2 separate regions of the Homo sapiens genome follow, and region 2 is linked to region 1. The links are chromatin contacts, found by Hi-C or POLR2A ChIA-PET in ENCODE. All regions are on one chromosome and are shown on one strand. The core of a region is the stretch at or near the end of the contact, and the rest is flanking DNA. Distances in the headings are between cores, read along the strand shown. Region 1 overlaps COBL (cordon-bleu WH2 repeat protein). Region 2 has its middle 60 kb from the start of COBL.

The links. Hi-C counts contacts between places; a loop is a spot of excess contacts on that map. ChIA-PET counts read pairs that join two places held with the same protein, here RNA polymerase II (POLR2A). Pooled maps may share reads with other maps.
Region 2: POLR2A ChIA-PET joins it to region 1 with 26 read pairs in PC-9. The contact joins two enhancer-like sites. A Hi-C loop is called at or near these places in 14 of 168 maps with a recorded cell type or tissue (Caco-2, Calu3, HCT116 and 10 more) and 15 of 50 pooled maps. POLR2A ChIA-PET finds 5 or more read pairs at or near these places in 1 of 52 experiments (PC-9).

What each region holds. Positions count from the first base shown.
Region 1 is chr7:51,232,115-51,236,856 of GRCh38, reverse strand. The region is part of intron 1 of COBL (cordon-bleu WH2 repeat protein); the gene reads left to right. Among named protein-coding and RNA genes, the nearest start is that of COBL, 82 kb to the left of the region's middle. RefSeq lists an enhancer at 2,484-3,003. Within about 2 kb of position 2,561, at least 5 of the 41 ENCODE cell types and tissues checked have a DNase peak (open chromatin) inside an H3K27ac peak, as active enhancers do.
Region 2 is chr7:51,374,079-51,378,820 of GRCh38, reverse strand. No RefSeq gene overlaps it. Among named protein-coding and RNA genes, the nearest start is that of COBL, 60 kb to the right of the region's middle. Within about 2 kb of position 2,205, at least 3 of the 41 ENCODE cell types and tissues checked have a DNase peak (open chromatin) inside an H3K27ac peak, as active enhancers do.

The DNA.
Region 1 (4,742 bases), core at 1,312-3,811:
AGGTGGGTTTAGGACACCGACCCTGCTGCATTCATCGCAGACATGCCTTGTTTTTTGAGTGCATCGTGTACCAGATGCCTTGACCACATTATTTTATATACTACGCATTGCACCTGGGAAGTAGGTATTCCCATTCCCCTTTACAGGTGAGGAATGTGAGCTGCAGAGGGACAGCTGGGAAGTAGCAGACCTAGGATTTCAACCCAAGCCCCTCCCTGTTAGTGCCCAGGCTCTTTCCCAAGGCACTACCCTAAATTTCAGCTCAAGCCAGGGACTTTGAGTTTGGTTCTGGCTGATGAGAACACCAAGCAATAAAAAGTGTAAGTTTCCAGTCATGAGCTGCTTCATTCAGAAGGGGATGGATCCCTAAGTTTTCTTAAAGTCTCCTTCACCAGGAGTGAATGGGTGTACCCTCCTGCTGAGCCCCAAGCCTCCTCCCCGTGACCCAGAGCCCTGCCCTGTCCTGTCCTCTGTGAGGCCTTCATGCATCTCCCCTGGAAAAATTGTCTCTTCCTCTGAATGGTTCATAAGATTTCTCATTTCTGCCCAGTGCCTGTTGCACTGTAACCTCTACCTCTGAATCCCCCTCTATGTTTTAAATCACTTGCAAACAGAAACTGGATTTTTCCATTTCTTAGATTGTCCCAGCACTCCTTGTAAGGGCTCTGGGCCTCAGTTTTCTGTCTGTTAAGTGGGATGACCGTTCCTGGCTAGGTTGCCGTCAGAGGCTTGGTATGTTGGTACATTTGAGTGTTGGTCAGCGTTAGTTTCCTTCCACTGGAGGACACACCAAGTGAGCCCAGGCCCCTGCTTACGTAAAAGGGGAAGGGTTTTTTTTGAAAACATTATGTTTTTTTTCCAAGGGGATGTCGGGGTTTCTGTTAAGTTTTTCTCATTTCTTTAGCCAAGCTGAAGTGTTCTGCCTTGGCGGGGAGTAGAAGGTGGACTGTGTGAATGGTGGGGGCCCTCTCGGCCCAGGAAGAGTGCAGGAGGGGGTGGGTAGTCAGCTGGAAAAGTGGTCTGTGTTTTTGCTGAGGCTAGAGAGTCAGGGCCTCCCATGTTGGGCCAAGCTCACTGCCTGACTTACAATGTTTGTTGTGCTTTTGTGTTCTTTATCTTAAAGAGGCCTCTCAGACTGTTAACTTCAGGCCCCTCCAAACCAGCACCTGCCCTGTGGTGCAGGGTTTTGTCCAGCCAATGGGAAGCCGTGGGTGGTGGGCAAAGGGAAGCCTTCTCAAGGTCAGGGATGTCCGCGGCTGTTTCCGGTGCTTGGCTTTAGGCTGAGGTGATATAATTGCTCTCTGGAAATCACGCACTTGCAGCAAAAGTTCTGGATATAAAAGTTCTGCAACAAAAACTCCCACCACAGTTTTGTATCTGGTTGTTCAAGGTGTCTGGGGGCTAAAGGAAGGGCCCAAGAGGTTCTTGGACGTAGGAAGAGATGCAGGGCAGCTGCACTTGCTTAGCCACATCACACAGTCCCTTCAGATCCCTGACCTGTCAGCTGTCACAGCACAGCAGACCTAACACTGGATTCCCTCAATCCAATCAAGAAAGACTGGGTACATCAAGGAATCGCCCGTCCTCCAAACCTGGGGGCCACGATATAAAACTGAGAGGGGTTAACTTGGAGAATTGTGGTGTTAGGGTGCATACGAAGATGGTGTGTTTCTTCGTGGGCTGTCAACAGGTTGGGCTGCTTGACTTCAGAGCATGGTGGAGATTGGAAGTGCAGATTAGTGGAGGAGGAAATGCCAGGCCAAGGCTGGAGATATCCATAGGAACAGGCATGAGCGTTGTGAGGGCTGCAGACTGTCCCTCAGGACCCCCAGAGACAGGTTGTGGAGGGAACAGAACTTTTGGAGTGGAATAGCCTCAGAGATAAAGTCTTCTCTTTCTCCCTCCATCCTTTTCTCCCTCTCTTCTCTCTCCCTCCCTCACCTCCTCTAGTGCTCTTTCTCTCTGTCTCTCTCTTTCCAAAGGTAACTGAGGTTCAGGTGGCCCCAGATCAATCAGTAAACCCAAGCGACGTGTTCCACAGCATGTGCCCTGGTCTAGTCCAGCCTGCTGTCCAGCCCTGGCCCTTCAGTCAGGGTTCTGTGTTCTGAACTTTCTTTTCTTTTTCTTTCTTTCTTTCTTTTTTTTTTTTTTTTTCTGAAACAGGGCCTTGATCTGTCACCCAGGCTAGAGTGGAGTGGTGCCATCTCTGCTCACTTCAGCCTCCACCTCCTGGGCCCAAGCAATTCTTCCACCTCAGCCACCAGAATAGTTGGGGCTACAGGCACACACCAACACGCCCGGCTAGTTTTTGTATTTTTCGTAGAGAGGGGGTTTTTCTGTGTTGCCCAGGCTGGTCTCGAACTCCTAAGCTCAAGTGATTTGCCTGCCTAGGCCTCCCAGAGTGCTGGGATTACAGGCGTGAGTCACTGCGCTCGGCCTTTTCGGAACTCTTGATGGTGGTGTTATTTGGGAAGTGGGCGAGCCCGATGCCAGGTCTGGCCTTGCCGGGCAGGGCTGTGCCTGAGGGTGGGTGGCCGCAGGTCTAACAGTGGACAAGAAGTGCCCAGAGGCCACATGGTTGCTCAGCAGTGCCTGTCAGAGCCACTCAGCTCAGGTTTCGCCAGCCCAGGGATCCTCTGGGAGGCCCAGTCTCTATTTTGAGAGACAGTTCACGATGAGGTGATCAAGTGTCATATTTTCAACGGAGAATTAAAGGTACCCAACACTTAGCTCTTAGCTCAGAAAACACCAGTATCAAAACAGGCTGGCTCTGGGCCTCTTATTTCTGCATATTTTCACATACCCTTCTTTTCTGCTTTTCTTACTGGAAAGTATCTTTCAGTGTAGAATAATTCATCCTAAATAAAATACTTTTGCCATTTATTTTAAGCAGTGAAACTTCTACTTATTAATAGAGGCAGAAATAAGATTGTAAGGTGATTACATTTGAGGTAATAAATAACACAGTCTGGTTGTTTTTATAGCAAACATGCACAAGTTTGTTAGTGGGATTGCAACGAAGTAGTCAAAAACAAGGCCTGGAAATCAGGCTCTCTCCATTAGACATTGGCATGTGCACATCCTGAAAACGTCCGTTTCCCTGAACTGTGGTGTCATGTGAGTCCGTGGCCCCAAGTGAAGGGAGTTGGGGTTCATTTTCCTGAGAAATTCTCACAGTCCGTTGAGTTCCAATCAGTTATGCGCTGTGTGGAGAGCGGGCTAGTCAGATTTCACTGCTTTTCAGTTATTGACAAAAGTACATAGAAATGGACGGGGCTTATCAGCAGGCGGCAGAGATGCCTTTCAGAGCGCACGGCCTGCTGTCTCACGTCTCGCTCTGCAGTTTTTGTCTTAGGATTTCCACTCGGTTTGGTTCTCTTTTCCACACTTTGCTGGAAGGAACTCAATACAGCTCTGCTCCTTTTTTTTCCCCCCACTGAAGGAAAAAACAAACATTTTGGGTGCCTTGGTGAAGGCAAATCACCATCCTTAATATGTTCTTGCCTTCTAGGTCTGGCGTTTCTGTTCTGTTGACTTTTCTTGCCCCTTGCTGGCTCTGTGAGTTGAATCCAGAAGAAAACTGTCGGTTTTGCCATGGGTCTTCTGAGCTGAAGGCAGCACTGATTTGGCCAGCCTGTCTCTGCAGATGCTCATGGAAAACCAAGGTGTTTTCTGTCACTATACATAATTAGATGCCTGTTATGCCCCAAATACATGATGAAGCCATTAAATAATTTTTAAAATTAATATTTGTAAAAATTCATTCTGACATATTCAAGTGCTTAATGGCTGTTTGTATTTATTTTCTCTTATACCTCTTGTGGACTATTTGTCATGACCATTATGTGTGGTTAAATTTACTCCTGATCACTTGCATAGTTATCTACGATTTAATGCCTTAATCATTAAACTAACACACAGCGTCTCTGGTACTTTTCATGTGATGTGGATGTTCATGGCCAAACAACCCAGGAAGAAATTGAATAAATGTTCAGGAGAAAGTCATAAAAATATCTGATTGCTCTTTCTTTCTTTCTTTTTTTTTTGTGGTGGGGTCTCTCTCTGTCATCCAGGCTGGAGTGCAGTGGCACGATCTTGGCTCACTGCAACCTCCGTCTCCCAGGTTCAAGCAATTCTTCTGCCTCAGCCTCCCAAGTGTCTGGGACTACAGATGCCCGCCACCACGCCCAGCTGATTTTTTGTATTTTTAGTAGAGGCAGGGTTTCACTGTGTTAGCCAGGATGGTCTCGATCTCCTGACCTCATGATCCGCCCGCCTTGGCCTCCCAAAGTACTGGGATTGCAGGTGTGAGCCACCGTGCCTGGCCCTGATTGTTATTTCTTAAGAAAATAAGAATCCCCCTGCTGGCTGAATCTCAATGTAGGGATGCACTGGTGGGGTCCTCTCCATGGCTCTGCTTTCTCGGTCATCAGTGTGGCTCCATTTTCACCCCTTCCAGAGCCCACAGCCAGATGGGTTGTGGGAACTCTCAACTCTGCCCTCCCCTCATGGTCCCCCAGAAAAGGCAAAAGGAAGAGACTGATATTGTATGGTGATTCTGTGCTTTTCCTTTTTTATTGTTTTCTTCTTCCTTTTTTGGGGGGATGAGGGGAGAGTTCCATTTTTGACTAAGAAAGTGATGATGAAGAAGGTGACCATGTGTAGTGGTTTGTAGAATGGATTAGACTCAACAGATTGTAGTCATTCTTTCCTGATTCTCTATCTGGGATGGTGTTTTGGCA
Region 2 (4,742 bases), core at 956-3,455, 140 kb before region 1:
AAAGATGATTTCCCTTTTCTTTGGATAGACTCACTGGCAGAGATAAAATATACTCACTAGATTCAAAAAGATATTTGTGCACCCATGTTCATAGCAGCATTACTCACAATAGTCAAAAGGGGGAAGGAACCAAGTGTCCATCAACAGAAGAACAGATGACAAGATGTGGTCTATCTAGACAATGGAAGATTCTTCAGCCTTAAAAAGGATGGCAGGCTGGGCACGGTGGTTCACATCTGTAATCCCAGCACTTTGGGAAGCCAAGGCAGGCAGATCACTTGAGGTCAGCAGTTTGAGTCCAGCCTTGCCAACATGGTGAAATCCCACCTCTACTAAAAATACAAAAATTAGCCATTAACCAGCTGTGGTAGTGCACGCCTGTAATCCCAGCTACTCAGGAGGCTGACACAGGAGAATCGCTTGAACCCAGGAGACAGAGGTTGCAGTGTGCAAAGATCATGCCACTTCACTCCAGCCTGGGGGACAGAGCCAGACTTCATCTCAGAGAAAGACTCTGTCAAAAAAAAAAAAGAAAGAAAGAAAGTGTCCAGCCTGGGCAACATGGAGAAACTCCATCTCTACTAAAAATAGAAAAATTAGCTGGGTGTGGTGGGCACCTGTGGTCCCAGCTACTTGAGAAACTGAGGTGGAAAGATCACCTGAGCCCGGGATGCAGAGGTTGCAGTGAGCTGAGATCGCACCACGCCACTGCACTCCAGCCTGGGCCACAGAGCAAGACCCTGTCTCAAAAACAAAACAAAACAAAAAAACTAGAAAGTGAGTGATATGGATATGGAATTGCTGCAGCTGTCCTGGAGACACGCCCTTTTGAAGGGAGACCTATGTCAGGAGACTGAATTCTTCATTGGCTGAAACCCCCACTGCTAGGAGGGGCCCACCTGGAAGTCCCCATGCTGCTACCCTGCAATTCCATACTTGGGCACAGTAAGCACAGAATCAGAGATGGGACAAAGGACAGCATGGCGCACTGGGGAGCCCTGAGCCTTTCTGATGGTTACCCTGTCCCCAGGGGCCCCTTTCCTGAGGGCACACCCAGGTGTGAACTTCACTCAGCACAGGCCAGCCCCTCCAGGGCAACCCAAGCCCCTCTCTACCCTACTAGAGAGACAAATGGTGGAAATGGGGAATTGAATGGAGAGCCGAGGGGACGGGACCGGGATGGGAAGAGGGGAGGAGGCTGGGCTGATAAGTAAGAATTGTAGGGACTAAGGACATTTTCCAAGAAATTTTCTCCTAACTTTAATGTAGTTTAGGTAACAAAATAATATATGAAGTATCAATATTGACATCCTCAAAGAGGAGGAAGCTGCACATCAGAGAGCTAGTATAACTGCACGAGGCTGCACAGCAGAGACAGGATCAAAGCAGGTCCAGTGAAAACTCTATAGGCCTCCACTACAGACCCACTTCAGAAATCCACGTTCTAGAATGTTCCAGAACCGATCATGTAACACAGGTGCCAAAGTACAACTGAAAAATAAACTTTAATGTCTTGAGCTCTGCCTTTTTTTTGAAACAGGATCTCACTCTGTTGCCTCGGCTCGAGTACAGTGATGCAAACACGGCTCACTACAGCTTTGATAATCTCCTGGGCTCAAGCAGCCTTCCTACCTCAGCCTCCCGAGTAGCTGGGACTCCAAGCATGCACCTCCACACCTGGCTAATTTTTAAAATTTTTTGTAAAGATGGGGTTTTGCCATGTTGCTCAGGCTGGTCTGGAACTCTTGGCTTCAAGCAGTTTTCCTACCTCAACCTCCCAAAGTGCTGGGATTACGGGAGTGAGTCACTGTGCCCAGCTAAGACCTGCATCTTTTTTTTTTTTTTTTTTTTTTTTTTTAGAAATGAAGTCTGTGTTGCCCAGGCTGGTCTTGAACTCCTGAGCTCAAGTGATCCTCCTGCTTTGGGCTCCCAAAGTGCTAGGATTACACGCATGAGCTATCGCGCCAAGCCAAGACCTGCATCTTAAGAGGGGGACTTTAGACTGCAGGCCTCTTGCTTGCAAGTGAGATATAATTTTCCCAATCCATCCAGAAAGGTCCTTGTATCTTATATGACTCATACTAATTCTCAGAGAGTGATCATCACATTAGAGACTCTGGAGTGTACCCTGCTCATAACCTTCCTTCTGCAGAAAAAAATGTGATTCAGCAGAAAATAATGCACTATCTACACACAGCACACACTTCCTGGTTATCAGATTCTAGCCTTTTGTTGTCTTTGAGCTACTTTACAGCTCTGTAAATTGTAGGCAAATGATATATTGCCCTGTCTAGTAGAGGTTCTCCCTCACTCTCTTGTTGAAAAACCAGTTTCCATTTGCACATTCATTTCACTATTCCTGACCTGTGAATGTGACTGTTCTCAGCTGCCCTGTTGAGCTGGTTATAACGTCACCTGGCCCCCTTATGAGTTAAATAAAATGGTTAATACCTATTCATTTTCTATCTATGTGAAAGTCATAATTTCACCTTTTTTTGAAAATGATCTTGCAACACTTCCTTCATCAGGTGTTTATGACAGCTCCTTTAGGCCAGAAGAGATGCTGGGGTCCCTTGCAGGGCATCCCATCAAGTGGAGTTAAGAGCAGCCGGCAGGTAGCTTCTGTTCCCCAGGGCAGTCTCTGAATGGGAAGGGAGGCAAGGGGAGGAGGAAGAGAAGAGGGAGGGGTTCTGCCCAGTGGATGGGACAAGGTCTTAGCAAGACCTAGCTGCTTAGGCTGGGTGAAGTGGCTCATGTCTATAATCCCAGCACTTTGGGAAACAAAGCAGGGGCATCACTTCAGCCCAGGAGTTCTATTTCAGCCTGGGCAACAGAGAGAGACCCCATCTCTACAAAAACAAACAAACAAACAAACAAACAAACAAAAAACAGCCCAGCATGGTGGCTCATGTCTGTAATCCCAGCACTTTGGGATGCTGAGGCGGGTGGATCATCTGAGGTCAGGAGTTCGAGACCAGCCTGGCCAACTTGATGAAACCCCGTCTCTACTAAAAGTACAAAAATTAGCCAGGCATGGTGGTGGACGCTTGTAATCCCAACTACTCAGGAGCCTGAGACAGGAGAATCATTTGAACCTGGGAGGCAGGGGTTGCAGTGAGCCAAGATCGCGCCATTACACTCCAGCCTGGGCGACAAGAGCAAAAACTCCATCTCAAAAAACAAACAAACAAAAAAAACTAGGTTATCTCTCTGGTTAAGCTCCTAGCCAGCTATTTGACCTTGAGTTTTAACAAGGTCTTTAAGTTTTAAGGGTAAGAAAGTGTGTCAACCTCTTTAAGTTTTGAGGGTAAGGAAGGGTGTCAAAACTAACATTTATTTCCTGAGCTCTTGTTTGTCTTGTCTGGGGTGAGGCTGGAGAGGTGGGATGATTGACCACGCTGGACAAGAAGCTAGGTTTCAGCAGTTAGGCAGTCTACCTGGGATCAAGGCTCCTGATGGCGATACTGACAGTAATAACAAGAGCAGCAGGTACCATTTCTTTGGCACGCATATGCCCATATATATTATCTCATTTAGTCCCCACCACTGCCTGGAAAGAAGGATTAATCTATGATCCTATCATTCAGACAGGAAGACAAAGGCTCAAGGTCACACCACATAAATTCCGGTTCTAAATTTAGCCAAGTAATAAACCCTTTATTGCACTGCCTTCGCCTCCTAGATGTGACAGGGCAATCCTTTGGCCATTGAATCACTTCTTTCCTCACCTGTAAAAGAGAGAGAATTATTACTTTGATCATCACACGTAAAGGAATGCAATGGCAGATGACCAAATGCCATGTGGTTTCTTGAGCTGGATTCTGGAAAGGAAGAAGGGACATTAGTGGAAAAGCTGGTGAAATCCCAACAAAGTCTGGAGTTTGGTGAATCATGTTGTACCAATATCAGTTTCCTAGTTTTGACAAATGTGCCATAGTTGCGTGAGATGTTGATGGAAGGCAAACTGGTGAAGCATGTAAGAAAACTTTCTATATGATCTTTGCAATGTTTCAGTAAATCTTTTTTTTTTTTTTTTTTTTTTGAGATGGAGTCTTGCTCTATCCTCCAGGCTGGAGTGCAGTGGCATGATCTCTGCTCACTGTAACCTCTGCCTCCGGGGTTCAAGTGATTCTTCTGCCTCAGCCTCCTGAGCAGCTGGAACTACAGATGCGCACCACCACACCAGGCTAATTTTTGTATTTTTAGTAGAGACGGGGGTTTCACCGTATTGGCCAGGCTGGTCTCGAACTCCTGACCTCGTGAACCACCTGCCTTGGCCTCCCAAAGTGCTGGGATTACAGGTGTGAGCCACTGTACCCAACACTGTTTGATTTTTTTACAATAAGCCTATGATACTTTTATGATATGAATGAATATATGTTTTTAAAATTCATTTTTCTAAAAAGATAGGCTGAATCCATAAAAGAAAAAAAATAATGGACCAAAACTTAGAGAAAAGATAAGTACTGGCTGGGACTCAGAACTGTGGCCAGCCCTGGGCTGATATGTAGTTTGAGCAAACCACTGCCCTTCCCAGAGGCTCGCCTGTGAAATGGGGGTGGGCAGAAGTGGGCAGGGCAGCAACTAAGGATTGAGCTGAACTGATGACATCTCAGGCTCTTCCCAGCCTTAGCAGCTCGAGATTTTGAGGCAATCTGGATTCCCACACCTGGTTAGAGAAGCAGATTAAGGAAATGATCTGGAGTTTGGAGTTCTCTCCCTAAGAGGATAAACACCACAAT